2 separate regions of the Homo sapiens genome follow, and region 2 is linked to region 1. A link is an interaction called in ENCODE POLR2A ChIA-PET data of the cell type or tissue named here. Cell type or tissue: GM12878. All regions are shown on one strand. Each heading gives the region's core, and the rest is flanking DNA. Links, peaks and the distances in the headings are about the cores only.

Region 1 (8,253 bases), core at 2,646-6,645:
TAGCCACTGTTTTAGATTAGGGGCAAGGAAAGTAAATTTCCTGGATTACCTATTAAGTGCCAGGCACTCTACATGTATTATCTCAGTTAGTGCTCCTAACTTCATAATGGGATATGGATTCTAATATCCACTTTACTGAAGCTCTGATAGCTGAAGGGACTTGGCCAAATTCACATTGTTAATCAGTGGCAGATCTGAGAGCTGACTTTTTCTGAAAATGCTGATAGGTTCCGTGATGGGGACACCCCTAACCCTCTGGTTGCTTTTTAGCGGAGGATCTCATGACCACATCCAACAGTATTCGGACATAGAGGACTTTCGACAAGCCACGGCAGCCTCTTCCGTGATGGTGGCCCGAGCAGCCATGTGGAACCCATCTATCTTCCTCAAGGAGGGTCTGCGGCCCCTGGAGGAGGTCATGCAGAAATACATCAGATACGTACGTCTCTGTACTTTTTCAAAACAAGCATTTCTCACTGTCTACCACACTCCTGCAGAGAGCACTTTGTGTGAGCCCCCAGCTGCCAGCTGTGCTTGCTGTTCCTCTCCTTTTCTTTTTAGCTCATGTAGTGTAGCTGCACTAGCTCACTGCTTTATTCGGTCTCCCCAGCTGCAATGCTAAGAGAGGATGCTGGGGGGCATACCCCTACCATCTCCTAAAGCTTCCAGAGGTTTGCAGGTCATAGCAAGAACCTTCTAGATCCAGGATGCTGTTGGAACCCCGAACACATGATATATATCTTTCTTTTTCTCACACGCTGCACATACAGAGGCATATGCACGTGGACTGTGGGTTCTGCATCATCAAAGGCATATGTGCCTATAGGTTGGCTCAGGAGCAGCCACAGCCAAGAGGAGCAATTGAGAAATTTCTCACCTGATTTGACTCATCAGTCGAAATAATTTCTAAAACTTTTCTCTTGCTAATTCCAGAATGCTTTAAGCATAACCCTCTACTTAGGGAATAGCTTTTTTTTTTTTTTTTTGAGATGGGGTCTTGCTCTGTTGCCCAGGTGTGAGCATAGTGGCATAATCATGACTCACTGCAGTCTTGACCTCCTGGGCTCAAGTGATCCTCCTGCTTCAGCCTCCCAAGTAGTTGGGACTACAGGCATGTGCCACAACACTCAGCTAATTTTTTATTTTTTTAATAGAGATGAGGTCTCCCTATGTTGCCCAGGCTGGGAATGGCCTTTTCTAAACCAGTTTCTTCTCATTGAGAGGTTGATGGTAGTGCCAAGGGCATATCCCTATAAAAGAAAATGAAGAGTTCACTTGCCTTATCTCTTTGGCACAACCCTGGAACTCTGTGGGACTCTGATCAGCTGCACATGTCTGCAGGGAGAGACAGTGAGTGGTCCTCAAATTCTTCAGTGAATTGGGTCTGAACAGAGGGTGCAGTCTTTGCCCAGAGCAGAGTTCCACCCTCCTCTTCAGTCCTAGGGTTCATACCTGCCTAGGAGTGCCTGTGGCTGCCATGGTATGTGAGTGTTTCCATGGCTGTGCAAGCTAGGATGGTAAGATGCCCTGAGGTCTGCGTCCAGAGCTGGGCAGCCTTTGTCCTATTTCCTGTTCAATGCTGCAGCCCTCACTCCCTGGTTCTGGTGTCCTGCTGGGCAAGTTGGTGACCACCAGCTCTCCAATGGTCTGGGATAGCTCCATGGCAAGGGAGGGCTTGCCCCAGCCCAGGTCAGCTATCCAGCTTTTTGGCCAGCTGGCAAGTCTGGCCAAGAAGACGTGCTGAACAGTGCTGAGCTTGCTCACTGGGTGAAAGGTGATATTATCATTCCTGCTGAGCCATCTCTTGGCAGCTCCTCAAGAGGGTGTGCTATCACAGAGAAAGGGAGCGGCTTTCAAGCATAGGCAGGGCTGCTTCTGGTCCAGCCAGGTGCCTTCTTCCCAGACAAGCTGAGTCAAGGACTTGCCACCAGCCGGGGCGCCCCGACTTACTTCCCACTTTGTCCTGAGCGTGCCGTGGCACTTTCCCAGCCACTGAAGTCATAGGCCCACGTGGAGTTACTAGAGCAGCATAGGGGGTGGGGGATGGGAGGGTGTCCTGGAGGGCTGGGGAAGGCCACCTTCACCCAATACTGCTCTCCTGCCCTACCTCTAGCCAGCCGACTTCCACTGGGTGTCCCAGGCAGTCAGTCATCTTGCCTCCCTGAGCCTTCATTTCACGGTCTGTGGAGTGATGGTGACAGTTGCACCTCACACTTGTATAGATAAATGTAGTCATGAGTAACCCATGTGAACTAAATGATGCTGTGTTTTACCCACGTAGGGGGAAGTTAGAGGCTATTCAAGATGTGGGAAGGGAAGGTGCCCATTCTGGTTAGAAGGAATAGAAGAATCTCACCCCTTTCCTGGCACTGGACCTGCCATGCCAGAATTTGGTGTGTTTCCCCTCCCTTCCCTGGAAGATACTTGGCAGTAGGTCCTCTGTGGTGGCTGAAGCAGGAAGGGGCTCCCGCACTTCGAGACCTCAGTCAGGCTGTCCAGGAGAATGTGTTTCTGACCGTGGTCCTTGGCTGTGACCCTCAAGCTTTGTACCACTAGCTGGAAGAGTAGATGACCAAGGTCGAAGTGGCTTTTTAATTTATTTTTATTTTTATTTTTAATTTTAGATAGGGTCTCAGTCTGTTGCCCAGGCTGGAGTGCAGTGGCATGATCATAGCTCACTACAGCCACAACTCCTGGGTGCAAGCAATCCTCTTGCCTTAGCCTCCCTAGTAGCTATGGCTACAGGTGTGTGCCAACATGCCTGGCTAATTTTCTTTTTCTTTTTTTTTTTTTTTTTGAGACAGAGTTTTGCTGTTGTCGCCCAGGCTGGAGTGCAGTGGCACGATCTTGGCTCACCGCAACCTTCGCCTCCAGGGTTCAAGCGATTCTCTTGCCTCAGCCTCCCGAGTAGCTGGGATTACAGGCACCCGCCACCACGCCCAGCTAATTTTGTATTTTTAGTAGAGACGGGGCTTCACCATGTTGGTCAGGCTGGTCTTGAACTCCTGACCTCAGGTGATCCGCCCGCCTTGGCCTCCCAAGGTGCTGTGATTACAGGCGTGAGCCACCGTGCCCAGCCGATAATTTTCTTTTTTTTAATTTTTGTAGAGTTGAGTCTTACGTTGCCCAGGCTGCTCTTGAACTCCTAGCCTCAAGCAGTCCTCCTGCATTGGCCTCTCAGAGTGCTGGGATTACAGATGTGAGCCACTGCTCCTGGCCAGTGGTGGTTCTTCTTATGGGGGTCACATTGCCTTGGCTACACATACATCTCTGGTGCCTTCTTGGAGCTCCTTTCCCTGCCATCAGAGCATAGCCCAGGCCTTAGAGCCTGCCTGGGCATCAGGCAAGTCATTTCTTTTCTCAGGCGGTGCAGTATGACAACCACTACACCAACACCAAGTACTGCTTGTGCCAGATGCTACGAGAACAGCTGGAGTCGCCCCAGGGAAGGTTGCTCCATGCTGCCCAGTCTTCCCGGGAAATTTGGTAAGAGGCACAATAAGATGTCCATCTGTCCTTGTACGCATTGCCCAAGTTTGACTTTGAGCCCTAAGCTGACTCCACCAGGGGACCAGGGACACAGCTTCTGGATGTAGATGTAGAGGAGTGGAGTGATGGTACAGCTTTGCCTCCCAGGAGGGGATTCTTTGAAAGCTTTGAAACGTCCCATCCCTGGACGGATCAGCAGAGCTCTGGGAACTAGGGTACTAGAAGGATAGAGGAATGCAAAGGAAGGGGATTTTCCATAAATGGGATAGTCACAGGCCAGGCCCCCAGGAACCAGTGGTCAGGAGAATTGGGCTGTAGCATGGAGCCTCTACCTTGAGCCTGCACTCACATCCATCACCCTGCAGTTTGAGAGACCACCTGTTGATTCTCTAGATCAGGTGCAGCTCTAGCTCAGATGGTTGACAGTTGAGGCCCTTCACAAGCTGGCCTAGCCACTGCCCCCACAGCTCCCTGTCTACCTGTCTGCTTCCAGAACTCCACACCTGTGCTTGTAATGGGTCGTCTGCCTGGAAGGCTCTCTCCCTCTCACGTGAGCTATCTGTAGCCTCCCTCTTACATAGATGCCTTTCTGAACCACTTTTGCCATTGGGGATCTATCTTCGTTTGAGTCTTCCAGCCTTCAAGATGTTTCCTAGAAGGGAAAAACCTTTGCCAGAGCCCTCTTCCCACCCTTGGCTTATGGCATTGGTTCAGTCCCTACCCCACATAACTCTGTAGCTCTGGGTGGTGCCTCAGTGTCAGCTGAGACCCATGTATAACTGCCTGTGGCTGGGCGGGAAGTGGGGAACCACTTAGTGGTCAGGCCTCTGTCTCTTCCTCCCATGGGCCCATGTGCTTGATCAGCATTGGTTAACTCAGTCACGGCTGGCTGGGGATACCATCTGTGTGCTTCCCCTCAGGAGAGAGGCTGCAGGTGGTGGGGGTGACCTTTACAACCTTTGCCACCCAGCCCAGCCTCCCTCCAGTGTCCACGCTTGGGTTCACATTCACTTTCCATCTTCCAGTCCACAGTAATCCCAGGGCTGGGCAGGGGGCACATTCTGATGGCCAGGCCCCGGTGGTGTTTTGGTGTATGTGGTAGAGGAGTTTCTCAGTGGTGGGGCCCTGGGGTCCTGCAGTACCCTGGATGCTGGCTCCGCTAAAGTGTTTGCTCTGATCTGCTTCTTCCTCCCTAGTGAGGCCTTTGGCCTTGGTGCCTTCTATGAGGAGACCACACAGGAGCTGGATGCCCAGCAGGCCAGGCTCTCAGCCAAGACTTCAGAGCAGACAGGGGAGCCAGCTGAAGATACCTCTGGTGTCATTAAGATGGCTGTCAAGTTTGACCGGTAGGTCTCCAGCTTGGCCTCAGCTTGGGCTAGGGCCAGCACCCTTGGGGTCCCACTGGGCCAGCACACTGGCTGCTGTATGTGCTTAATGTCAAACGTAGGGACCACAGGTCTTGTTGGTTTGGAAACTCGTTCTAAATTTTCAGCATCCCATAGAAGGTGCTTTCAGGGGAGATAGTCCCTGAAAGGCTGTCCCAAGGATAACTGAACTCTACTTTTTCCCTGATTTACCGCCTCCCACAACTCAGGGCAGGGGGGACTTGTCTCCTGTTCCTGAAAGTCTGTGCTTTTCCAAGGCCCTGAGGAACTGGCTCCTGGCATGAAGCTCCTCAAACAACAGCAGGACCCTAGCCCTCATTTGGCTCTGCAGCCCCTACCCACACCCAGTGCCCCTCACCAGCTCTGTGGTGCTCTCTCAAGCTGCTTACGCCTCAGATTGTGACTCAGCTTTGAATGGTGCCCTCCTCTGGGATCTGAGCCTTTCTCCAGTCCCCAGGACCAGACAGGAGCCAGTCTTGTCTGGCAGAGGTGTGGAGAGGGGGAGCAGGGTGGTGGGGAATAGCTGTTGGGCAGTCAGATGCCAGGGAGAGTTCCAGTTGGGAAGTTGGAATATGACCCCTCCCACCCTGTCACTGTGTCACCCTGTCACAGGCTGACTCTGAAACCAGATTCCAAGTGTCCATGGCTGCAGCAGATGATCATGACACTTGGCAGGCGGAATCAGGATGGGCGCTGAGCTAGATCCCCGAGACCATTGTCTGGCTACCTCCATTGCCCACCTCCACCCACTCCCTACTAATCTTGTCTTGAGTGGCAAGCTTCCTTCTTGGATGTTGAACATTGTTTTTCCAGTCTGGACCTCAGAGTACTGGGAGTTCATTCCCCCTTCCCTTACAATTTCTTGAGCATGCCAAAATTCATCTTCCCTTTAGGGAGAACCCAGGTCCAAGCTGCTGGTAGGACAAGAATGGGAGCCTAGGGGAGCAAGTACAGAAGCCTTAAGGCAGCAGCTCGGTGTCTCAGTTCCTCTCATTTCTGCAGCTCCTTTCAGGAGCTGAGTAGTGCCCTGGCTGAGGGAGGGAGCGGTGATGGTGGGTGACCCCAACTGCTTCCCTTCCTTTCCCCAGGAGAGCATACCCAGCCCAGATCACCCCTAAGATGTGCCTACTAGAGTGGTGCCGGAGGGAGAAGTTGGCACAGCCTGTGTATGAAACGGTGAGTTCCTGGCTGTGGCCTGCCCTGCAGCCAGTCACAGCACTCCCATGGCTTACACCCTCAACTCTAGATTGCCAGGCTGGAGCCTGGCCTTGACCTCTGTAGGCATGGAGAAGCTGCTGGTGGCCAGGTCAGTTGCTGATAGCCCTCCCCTCTTACAGTGGCCTGTTGTCCAGTTCAGCCAGACATCTCTCTTTTTTTTTTTTTTGAAACAGAGTCTAATTTTTATTTTTTATTTTTTAGAAATGTGGTCTCAGCCGGGCACGGTGGCTCATGCCTGTAATCCCACAACTTTGGGAGGCCGAGGCAGGTGGAACACGAGGTCAGGAGTTCAAGACCAGCCTGGCTAAGATGGTGAAACCCCGTTTTCCTAAAAATACAAAAATTAGCTGGACATGGTGGTGGGCGCCTGTAATCCCAGCTACTTGGGAGGCTGAGGCAGAGAACTGCTTAAACCTGGAGGCAGAGGTTGCAGTTAGCTGAGATCATGCCACTGCACTCCAGCCTGTCTCAAAATAAATAAATAAATAAATAAATGGGGTCTTGCTTTGTTGTCCAGGCAGGCTGGTCTCAAACTCCTGTGCTCAAGTGGTCCTCCTTCCTCAGCCTCCCAAAGTGCTGGGATTATAGGTCATGAGCCTTTTTTAAAAATTTTATTTAATTATTTAATTATTTATTTATTTTTTGAGACGGAGTCTCGCTCTGTTGCCTAGGCTGCAGTGCAGTGGCATGATCTTGGCTCACTGCAACCTCCGCCTCCAGGTTCAAGTGATTCTCCTGTGTCAGCCTCCTGAGTAGCTGGGATTACAGGTGGGTACCACCACACCTGGCTAACTTTTTTGTATTTTCAGTAGGGATGGGGTTTCACCATCTTCACCAGGCTGGTCTCGAACTCCTGACCTCAGATGATCCCCCGACCTCGGCCTCCCAAAGTGCTAGGATTACAGGCGTGAGCCACCGCACTTGGCCCAGACATGTTTTTGGATCAAGCCTCAGCCAATGGGGCACAGAATTGAGCCCCAGATGTGGTGCCCCTGGGGTGGAAACCATGAGATAGGCTTGCTTCACTTCCTTTGGTCCTTGCAGCCATGCCTTCCTTAGGCTGCTCTGCCTCATCTGGACTGGTCTTCTGGCCTCAAGGCTTATACCTTCTGGGGGTTGTGTCTGTGTCCCCACTCCCCCCCACCCCCACCACAGTGACTTTTCCAGAACAAATCTAACTTCTGTCTCCTCAAGTCAGCAGCTCCCCAGTATCTGAAGGATCAAGCCAGCACCTCAGCATAGAGCCTGAGACCCTTCCATGTGCCTCGCTCCTTCCAGTTTCATCCCTGCAGCCCTTTGCTCCAGCCAAGTCACCTGGTCCCTCTGCCACGTGTGCCTTCTCTGCTCCTAGCTTGTCCCTTCTCACCCTTTTGGCATCTGGTGACTCCTCATTTTGGGGACCTGGCCTATCCAGATGTCAGCAGGAGGCTCCATAGTCATGTGCAGCTAAGGGCTCTGCTGCGCTTTGCTTAGGTCTGTGACAGCTCCAGACACTTGAGGTCATTGTGTATTTGTGCCTTTCTCCACTGGGCACTTTTGCTTGGGAGGAGCATGTGATACAGGCAGCCTTCATTTGACTTAGGTTGGAAACACTTCCTTTTATCTGCCTTTGATTTGACCCCAGCAGTTTGGCCTACAGGGCTCATTTCTCTGGCCATGTGATTCCTTTTCTCTTTGTATCAGGTTCAACGCCCTCTAGATCGCCTGTTCTCCTCTATTGTCACCGTTGCTGAACAAAAGTATCAGTCTACCTTGTGGTAAGTTTCCTTATCATAGGAGAGGAGGCTTGGGGTGGGGCGGAGAGTGGGCATTCTGCCCACACATCCAGCATTGTCCTAGGAGGGTTGGGTAGATGGTATATGTGGGCAGTGGCATCCCTGGATGGTGACCCCTTACTCAGTCTTGTCAGAATCTGCCAAGGATGTGTAGAGTCAGGCCTCATAGCCCTGCACCCTGCCCCTCACCTTATTGCCCTCTGTCTGCTCAGGGACAAGTCCAAGAAACTGGCGGAGCAGGCTGCAGCCATCGTCTGTCTGCGGAGCCAGGGCCTCCCTGAGGGTCGGCTGGGTGAGGAGAGCCCTTCCTTGCACAAGCGAAAGAGGGAGGCTCCTGACCAAGACCCTGGGGGCCCCAGAGCTCAGGAGCTAGCACAACCTGGGGA
Region 2 (8,253 bases), core at 1,384-5,383, 300 kb before region 1:
GGCCCTGATAACGTGGCCCACATGGCTTAGGGAAAAAGGTAGAGAAGGGAAAGGAGCAAAGCAAAAGGAACAGCACTTCAAAGAGGGAGTTTCATAGTTCGAAGGGAACTTGTCTTCTGCTTTGTTTTAAGCAGCATTTGAGACAGAGTTGGATCCTTAAAGGTCAAAGACATGAACCAATATAGCCTGTAGCTGGACAGGACTGCTCAGTCATTCCCAGAAACACACAAACTGCCTGCCTCCTCCTGCCAGAGGGGCTAGCTTCAAGGACCATCAGGAGCAGAAGCTGTCTTAGCCTGCTGGCAGAATTCCCATTAGATTAAAACTTGCACATTTTTCCAGAAAAACTGCAGCCCAAATAATCAGCTTCCTGACTTTACATGGCAGAGGCTGCCAAAAGTCAGTCTCCATTCCTTCAGTACCTCAGCTGACCAAGCAGCAAACGACCCCAGCTGCCCTGCAGTCAGCAGTCCAACAGGCACAAGTGCAACAGTCAGGGCTTTCCCTGATTTAGACAACAGCCACTCACCATGCCCTGTTCAGAGGGGCCTGGGGCTATGCCCAACACCACATGTCATCCCATCCCCAGCACATAGGCTTCCTGACACTAGGTAAGGGTTTATGTTTGGAGCACATGTGCAAACGGGGAGGTCAAAGGTCACTCAAGAAGAGTTATGCTTGGTCGCTGCAACAGGGCTCTGGTTCCACAACATTCTATGGGAATGGGGAATCACTAAAGCACCTGTGCTCAAAACACAACTTGCTTAGGCCTCCCCACAGGAGACGCCTCTCCCTTCTCCAGCAGCTAGCCCTCAACACCTTCCTACAGACTCTGCTCCACAGGTAAGATGGTGTTTATTAGTGGATGGCTCGGGAGCCTCTGTACAAACCCCTGCCTCGACTTGAGAATCTGAGTGGACTGTCTAAGGGGAGAGCAGCCAGAGGAAGCTGACACCCACATTTGGGCACCATTCCACCTCTAGGTGTCAATGACACAGGGAGCAGCCCCACAGGAGCCCAGGTTGCATATTCCAATGAGGTCACAGCTGAGTCAGGGTTCAAGGCGAATAAGCCCCCACTCTTCAAATACTGGGTGACATTAAGTCTTTTCCAAAAGCATGGTGTTTTAAAGCTACCAAAAGATGCACTCTTCTATCTTCCAGAAACTCTTCATAAACTTAAAGACTATCATCCAACCAATCTGAGAGAAACAAAGCAGACCCTGTGAATACACTAAAAAACACGAATTGTACACTTTAAATGGTGACTTGTATAGCATGTTAAATTACATGTCAATAACACTCAAGAAAGTAGGAATAAAAGGAAACTACCTTAACACAACAAAGGTCATATATGAAAAACCTGGCTGGGCACAGTGGCTCACACCTGTAATCCCAGCATCTTGGGAGGCTGAGGCGGGTGGATCACTTGAGGTCAGGAGTTCGAGACCAGCCTGGCCAACATGGTGAAACACCGTCTCTACTAAAAATACAAAAATTAGCAGGGTGTGGTGGCACACGCCTGTAATCCCAGCTACCAGGGAGCTGAAGCAGGAGAATCGCTTGAACCCTAGAGGCCGAGGTTGCAGTGAGCCAAGATCAGGCCACTGCATTCCAGTCTGGGTGACAAAGAGAGACTCCGCTTCGAAAAATAAATTTAAAAAAACCCCACAGCTAACATCATACTCAATGGTGGAAGACTGAAAGCCTTTCATCTAAGATGCCTGCTTTCACCACTTCTATTCAAGACAGTATTGGGAGTTCTAGATGATGCAATCAGACAAGAAAAAGGAATGAAAGGCATCCAAATTGGAAAGGAAAACTATCTCTGTTCACAGATGACATGTTCCCATACGTAGAAAACCTTGCCAGGTGTGGTGGCTCATGCCTGTAATCCCAGAACTTTGGGAGGCTGAAGCAGGAAGATCGCTTGAGCCCAAGAGTTCGAGACCAGCCTAGGCAACACGGCAATATCCTGTCTCTACAAAAAATTAGGTGGGCATGGTGAAGTGCACCTGTAATTCCAGCTGCTTAGAAGACTGAGGTGGGAAGATCACCTGAGCCCAGGAGATCAAGACTGCAGTAAGCAAGATTGTGCCACTGGGTGACAGAGTGAGACTCCGTCTAAAAAAAAAAAAAAAAAAAAAAACTGGAAAGAAAAGAAAGGGAAACTCTAAAGATTGCACAAAACAAAAAACTTGCCGGGCGCGGTGGCTCACACCTGTAATCCCAGCTCTTTGGGAGGCCCAGGCGAGCGGATCACAAGGTCAGGAGATCAAGACCATCCTGGCCAACACGGTGAAACCCCGTCTCTACTAAAAATACAAAAAATTAGCCAGGCATGGTGGTGGGTGCCTGTAGTCCCAGCTACTCAGGAGGCTGAGGCAGGAGAATGGCATGAACCTGGGAGGCGGAGCTTGCAGTGAGCCGAGATCACACCACTGCACTCCAGCCTGAGAGACAGAGCAAGACTCCATCTCAAAAAAAAAAAAATTAGAATTGGCCAGATGCAGGGCTGGGTGTGGTAGCTCACACCTGTAATCCCAGCACTTTGGGAGGCTGAGGTCGGCGGATCACCTGAGGTCAGGAGGTTCAAGACCAGCCTGACCAACATGGTAAAAACCAATCTCTAATAAAATACAAAAAAATTAGCCGGGTGTGGTGGAACATGGCTGTAAACCCAGCTACTTGGGAGGGTGAGGCAGGAGAATCGCTTAAACCTGGGAGACAGAGGTTGCTTTGAGCTGAGATCAGGCCACTGCACTCCAGCCCGGACAACAGACACGGACTCCATCTCAAAAAAAAAAAAAAAAAAAAAAAAAGAATTGGCCAGGTGTGGTGGCTCATGCCTGTAATCCCAGCACTTTGGGAGCTAAGACAGGCAGATCACCTGAGGTCAGGAGTTCAAGATCAGCCTGGCCAACATGGTGAAACCCTGTCTCTGTTAAAAATACAAAAATTAGCCGGGCGTGGTGGTGGGCACCTGTAATCCCAGCTACTTGGGAGGCCAAGGCAGGAGAATCACATGAACCTGGGGGCAGAAGTGGCAATAAGCTGAGATCGAGCCACTGCACTCCAGCCTGGGTGACAGAGCAAGACTTTGTCTCAAAAAAAAAAAGAAAAAGAAAAAGAAAAAAAAAAAGAACTAATAAGTTACTCTATTTCTCACTTTTCAGTTGTATTGCTACACACTTATAATGAACAATCAAAAAAAAATTGAGAAAACAATTCCATTTCCAATAGCATCAAAAGAATAAAATACTTAAGCTGGGCACGGTGGCTCACGCCTGTAATCCTAGCACTTTAGGAGGCTGAGGCAGGTGGATCACGAGGTCAGGAGTTCAAGACCAGCCTGACCAACATGGTGAAAACCCATCTCTACTAAAAATACAAAAATTAGCCGGGCGTGGTGGTGCATGCCTGTAATCCCAGCTATTCGGGAGGCTGAGGCAGGAGAATTGCAGGAACCCGGGAGGTGGAAGTTGCAGTGAGCCAATACCGCAGCATTGCACTCTAGCCTGGGGTACAAGAGCGAAACTCCGTCCCCCACCCAAAAAAAAGAAAAAAAATACTTAAAAGTAAATAAAGTAGGCTGGGCGCGGTGGCTCACGCCTATAATCCCAGCACTTTGGGAGGCTGAGGCGGGCAGATCACAAGGTCAGGAGATTGAGACCATCCTGACTAACATGGTAAAACCCCGTCTCTACTAAAAATACAAAAATTTAGCCGGGCATGGTGGCGGGGGCCTGTAGTCCCAGCTACGGGGGAGGCTGAGGCAGGAGAATGGCGTGAACCCAGGAGGCTGAGCTTGCAGTGAGCCGAGATCGCGCCACTGCACTCCAGCCTGGGCGACAAAGCGAGACTCCATCTCAAAACAAAACGAAAAAAAAAGTAAAAAAACTTAACCAAGGAGGCTAAAGACACTAAAAACTATAAAATGTTGATGAAGGAAATTACAGACACAAATAAATGGAAAGACATCCTCTGTTCACTGATTAGAAGACTCACTATTGTTAAGATGTCAATACTACCCAAAGTGATATACAGATTCAAGGCCATCCCTATCAAAATCCCAATGATGTTTTCCACAGAAATAGAAAAATCCATATGGAATCTCAAGGGACAGAAACAGTCAAAACAATCTTAAAAAGAACAAAGTTGGAGGGCTTACACTTTCTGATTTCAAAACTTACTACAAAGCTACAATAATAAATCAGTTTAAGACTCGCATAAAGACAGACCTACAGTCCAAGGAATAGAATAGAGATCCCAGAAATAAACCCTCACATGTATAGTCAACTGATTTCAACAAGGATGCTAAGACCATTAGATGGGGAAATGACAGTTTTTTCAACAAATAACGCTGGGACATCTGGATAATCACAAACAAAAGAACAAAGTTTGGCCAGGTGCGGTGGCTCACGCCTGTAATCCCAGCACTTCAGGAGGCCAAAGTGGGTGGATCACCTGAGGTCGGGAGTTCAAGACCAGCCTGACCTATGTGGAGAAACCCCGTCGCTACTAAAAATACAAAACTAGCTGGGCATAGTGGCGCATGCCTGTAATCACAGCTACTTGAGAGGCTGAAGCAGGAGAATCGCTTGAACCCAGGAGGCGGAGGTTGCAGTAAGCCAAGATCGCGCCACTGCACTCCAGCCCAGGCACCAAGAGCGAAACTCTGTCTAAAATAAAAAAAAAAAGAAGTTTTTTGCTTATATTACACCATATATAAAAATCAACTCAAAATGGATCAAAGACCTAATCATAAGAGCTAAAACTTCAACTCTCAGGAAAAGACATAGCAAGCTTCATGACATTGGATTTGGCAATAATTTCTTGGACAAAAGCACAGGCAACAAGAGAAAACATAGATAAAGTAAACTTCATCAAACTTTAAAACTTTTAGCTAGGAATGGTGATGTGCACCTGTAGTTCCAGCAATGTGGGAGGCTGAGGCAGGAGGATCGCTTGAGCCCAGGAGTTTGGGACTAGCCTGGGCGACACAGCAAAACCCCATCTCTAAAAAATGAGAGTGGCAAAGGCCTTGAGATGTTTCCCTAAAGAAGGTGTACATGTGGCCAGCAAGCACCTGAAAAGATGCTCACCATCACTATCGTTACGGAAATGCAAATCAAAACTACAGTGAGGGCAGGCACAGTGGCTCATGCCTATAATCCTAGCACTTTGGGAGGCCGAGGCAGATGGACTGCTTGAGCTCAGGAGTTCAAGACCAGCCTGAGCAACATGGCAAAACCCCATCTCTACAAAAAATATAAAAATCAGCTGGGCGTGGTGGTGCTTTTCTGTAGTCTCAGCTACTTGAGAGGCTGAGATGGGAGCACAGCTTGAGGCCCAGGAAGTTGAGGCTGCAGTGCCTCCCGCCATTGCACTCCAGAGCCTGGGTGACAAAGTGAGACACTGTCTCAAAATAAAAATAAAATAAAAATAGTCTGGGCGCAGTGGCTCATGCCTGTAATCCCAGCACTTTGGGAGGCCAAGGAGGGCTGATTGTTTGAGACCAGGAGTTCGAGATCAGCCTGGGCAAAATGGTGAAACCCTGTTTCCACCAAAAATACAAAAATTAACCAGACATGGTAGTGCACACCTGTAGTCCCAGCTACTCAGGAGGCTGAGGTGGGAGGATGGCTTGAGCCTGGGGTGGGTGGAGGTTGCAGTGAGCCGAGATGGCACTACTGCACTCCAGCCTGGGTGACAGAGCCAGACCTTGTCTCAAAGAAAAAAAAAAAAAAACACAGCGAGATACCACTTTGTACCCTTTGAGCTGCCAAGAATGAGACAAAAATAAATAAGGAAAGGGCATAACAAAAACCTCAAACTCATTCTCCTGTACACATACTGCAGTATCTTTGCATCTATGGAACAGGAAGAATCCCCATAGGAGGCCACTGACACTACCCTTCCTCTATTGATCTCTGCAGGCACCTGAATATGGCTGAGTTATTAGGAGCTCTTGGGTCCTTGCTAACGTTGAGTAATTCAGTAAAAACAGGTGTGATAAATTTCTTTTCATAGAGGTTCTTCCAGTCATTCATGTCATCAACAAAAATGCCCTGTACCCAGTATGATGCTGGGGACATAAGGGTGGGGGCCTGGGCTCAATCCTTGCCCTCCAACAGTTCTAATGTCAAGTCAGGGCAAGCCAGAGAGTCAAGGTGTGCTGACTCAAAATGGGGAATTCCCTCAGGAAGTGAAGGCTGAGCCAAGGCCTGGTAAAGTAAATGACAGGAGAAAGAGGATCATGGTCCACTCAAAAACAGCAGAATGTGGGCCAGGCACGGTGGCTCACGCCAGTAATCCCAGCACTTTGGGAGGCCAAGGCAGGTGGATCACGAGGTCAAGAGATCCAGACTATCCTGGCCAACATAGTGAAACCCCATCTCTACTAAAAATAAAAAAATTAGCCGGGCGTGGTGGCGGGTGCCTGTAGTCCCAGCTACTCGTGAGGCTGAGGCAGGACAATCACTTGAACCCGGGAGGCGGAGAATGCAGTGAGCCGAGATTGCGCCATTGCACTCCAGCCTGGCAACAAAGCTAGACTCCGTCTCAAAAAACAAACAAACAAACAAAAAAACACAGCAGAATGTGAAAAGGCATAGAGGCAAGAAAGCAGCCACGTGGTTGGGGAACTAAGAGAAGTTTAGTATGACTGGGTTACAGTCTGGGCAGACCTAGAAAGACAGACAGCTGGATCTGGAAATGGGCTGTGCATGCACAGCCTGCATGCTAGCTTAAGGAGTCTGAACTTCATGAGAGGTAAATGGGAAGCCACAGAAGGGGCTAAGCTGGGGATGGTGGCTTCAGCCTATAATCCCAGCTACTTGGGAGGCCAAGGCGGGAAGATCATTGGAAGCCAGGAGTGCAAGACCAGCCTAGACAACATAACAAGACCACCTCTGTCTCTAAAAAAAAGAAAGGGTACAGCTGATCAAACAGCTGATATTTGAAAAATGGATTGAAGAACCAAAACTGGACACTTCCAGAGTCATTCCCATGGAAGATGACAAGGGTGGGACAGGAGCAGTGGGATGATGTGGAGACAGGCAAGTGCTCTTTAGAACACAGTTAATTTATTGGGTGGGGGAGGAGCTAGAGAAGCCCAAGACACTGCCCAGCACAACCAGGCACCAAGGAAAGGTCAATTCTCTGAGACCCACTTGGAAATACTGGAGCCAAAGTGCTCAGTCAGAGTTAGCAGCAGCCATTCTCCAGCTGTGCTCTCTAGCCCTGGCATTGATGCCACGCACACACATCTCAGAACACAGCTCCAAGGAGCAAACACAGTTTACAATCCTAGACTCCAATCTCACCTCTGCCACTGAGTTCAACACATGCCCACTGGCATGTCCCATGTGCTCTCAGAGCCTGCTTTATCAGCTATTACCTTGAGGCTGGAGAGCCCCCAAAGCAGCCATTCAACAGGATCAGACAAACGAGCACCTGAGCGCAGTGCCGGAGGCTGAAGGTGGATGATGGGACAACCCCACTTTGTCCATTCATTCATACACTGGAGGATCTTCCAGCATCAGGATCTGGTAAGGAAATGAGGCCATTCTGGAAGGCCTGGATCTCAGGACATCTAAAACAAACACCTGTTTACTTGAGATTACCAAGGAGAAAGGAGGTGAATATTTGCTTCCTTGTTGGTAATGGGCCAGGCTATGCTAGAAACACTCACAGATACAACCTGCCTGGGTCAGCCTGGGAGGGAGGGCGGCAACAAGGGCTTTTACTCCCGGAGCAGGTGACTAGAATAGATAGAGCAGCTTAGCTCCCAACACTTCTCTACCAGGGCCTTCTTTTCTAACTGCAGGATATATTTCAGGAGCTGGGGAGAGGGAATTATTTACGCTATGACACAGGTGAAAGTAAGGTAAAGCCATCTGATTTACTCCTTTCTTCTATATGGCAGCAAAGTGGAGAAGAAATATCATGCCAGAGAGGTGAGACAGGAAGCACAGAGAGGCAACAGACAAGCTCTTCGTGGCAGTGAGGCCATGAGTAGGCCTGTAACTTCTCAGTTCCTACCGTTGCCTGCCAAAACCACAATGCAAGGTGGAGATACGAGAACAGCTATTCTGCCCTATCTAGCTCAAGAGAGAAGAGGGCAGCAAATAGGCACTGCTTGGGACAAGTGGAGTCGAGATCCACCAGAACACAAGATAGAGAAGAAGCAACCGCACCTGGAAGCAGGCAGCAAAGGCCCACAGGTGTCCACACTCACAAATCCACCCAG

Evidence for each region. Peaks named below come from ENCODE experiments on the same cell type or tissue, not always from the same donor. Only the 100,000 strongest peaks of a DNase experiment are listed, where the experiment ranks them.
Region 2: POLR2A ChIA-PET joins it to region 1 with 7 read pairs; 3 of 35 experiments call an interaction of 5 or more read pairs at or near these places.

Annotation. Positions count from the first base shown.
Region 1 is chr16:68,070,670-68,078,922 of GRCh38, forward strand. DUS2 (dihydrouridine synthase 2) reads left to right here. Exons shown (of 17, transcript NM_017803.5): 12 at 271-439; 13 at 3,365-3,486; 14 at 4,686-4,835; 15 at 5,963-6,050; 16 at 7,776-7,849; 17 at 8,080-8,253. Among named protein-coding and RNA genes, the nearest start is that of NFATC3, 11 kb to the right of the region's middle. RefSeq lists an enhancer at 4,653-4,762. In GM12878, for the core only: no CTCF peak of the experiment used is centred there; a DNase peak (open chromatin) is centred at 4,362; H3K27ac peaks cover 1,700 bases.
Region 2 is chr16:67,773,666-67,781,918 of GRCh38, forward strand. All of the region lies in intron 2 of RANBP10 (RAN binding protein 10), which reads right to left. Among named protein-coding and RNA genes, the nearest start is that of RANBP10, 29 kb to the right of the region's middle. RefSeq lists an enhancer at 7,795-7,944. In GM12878, for the core only: no CTCF peak of the experiment used is centred there; no DNase peak of the experiment used is centred there.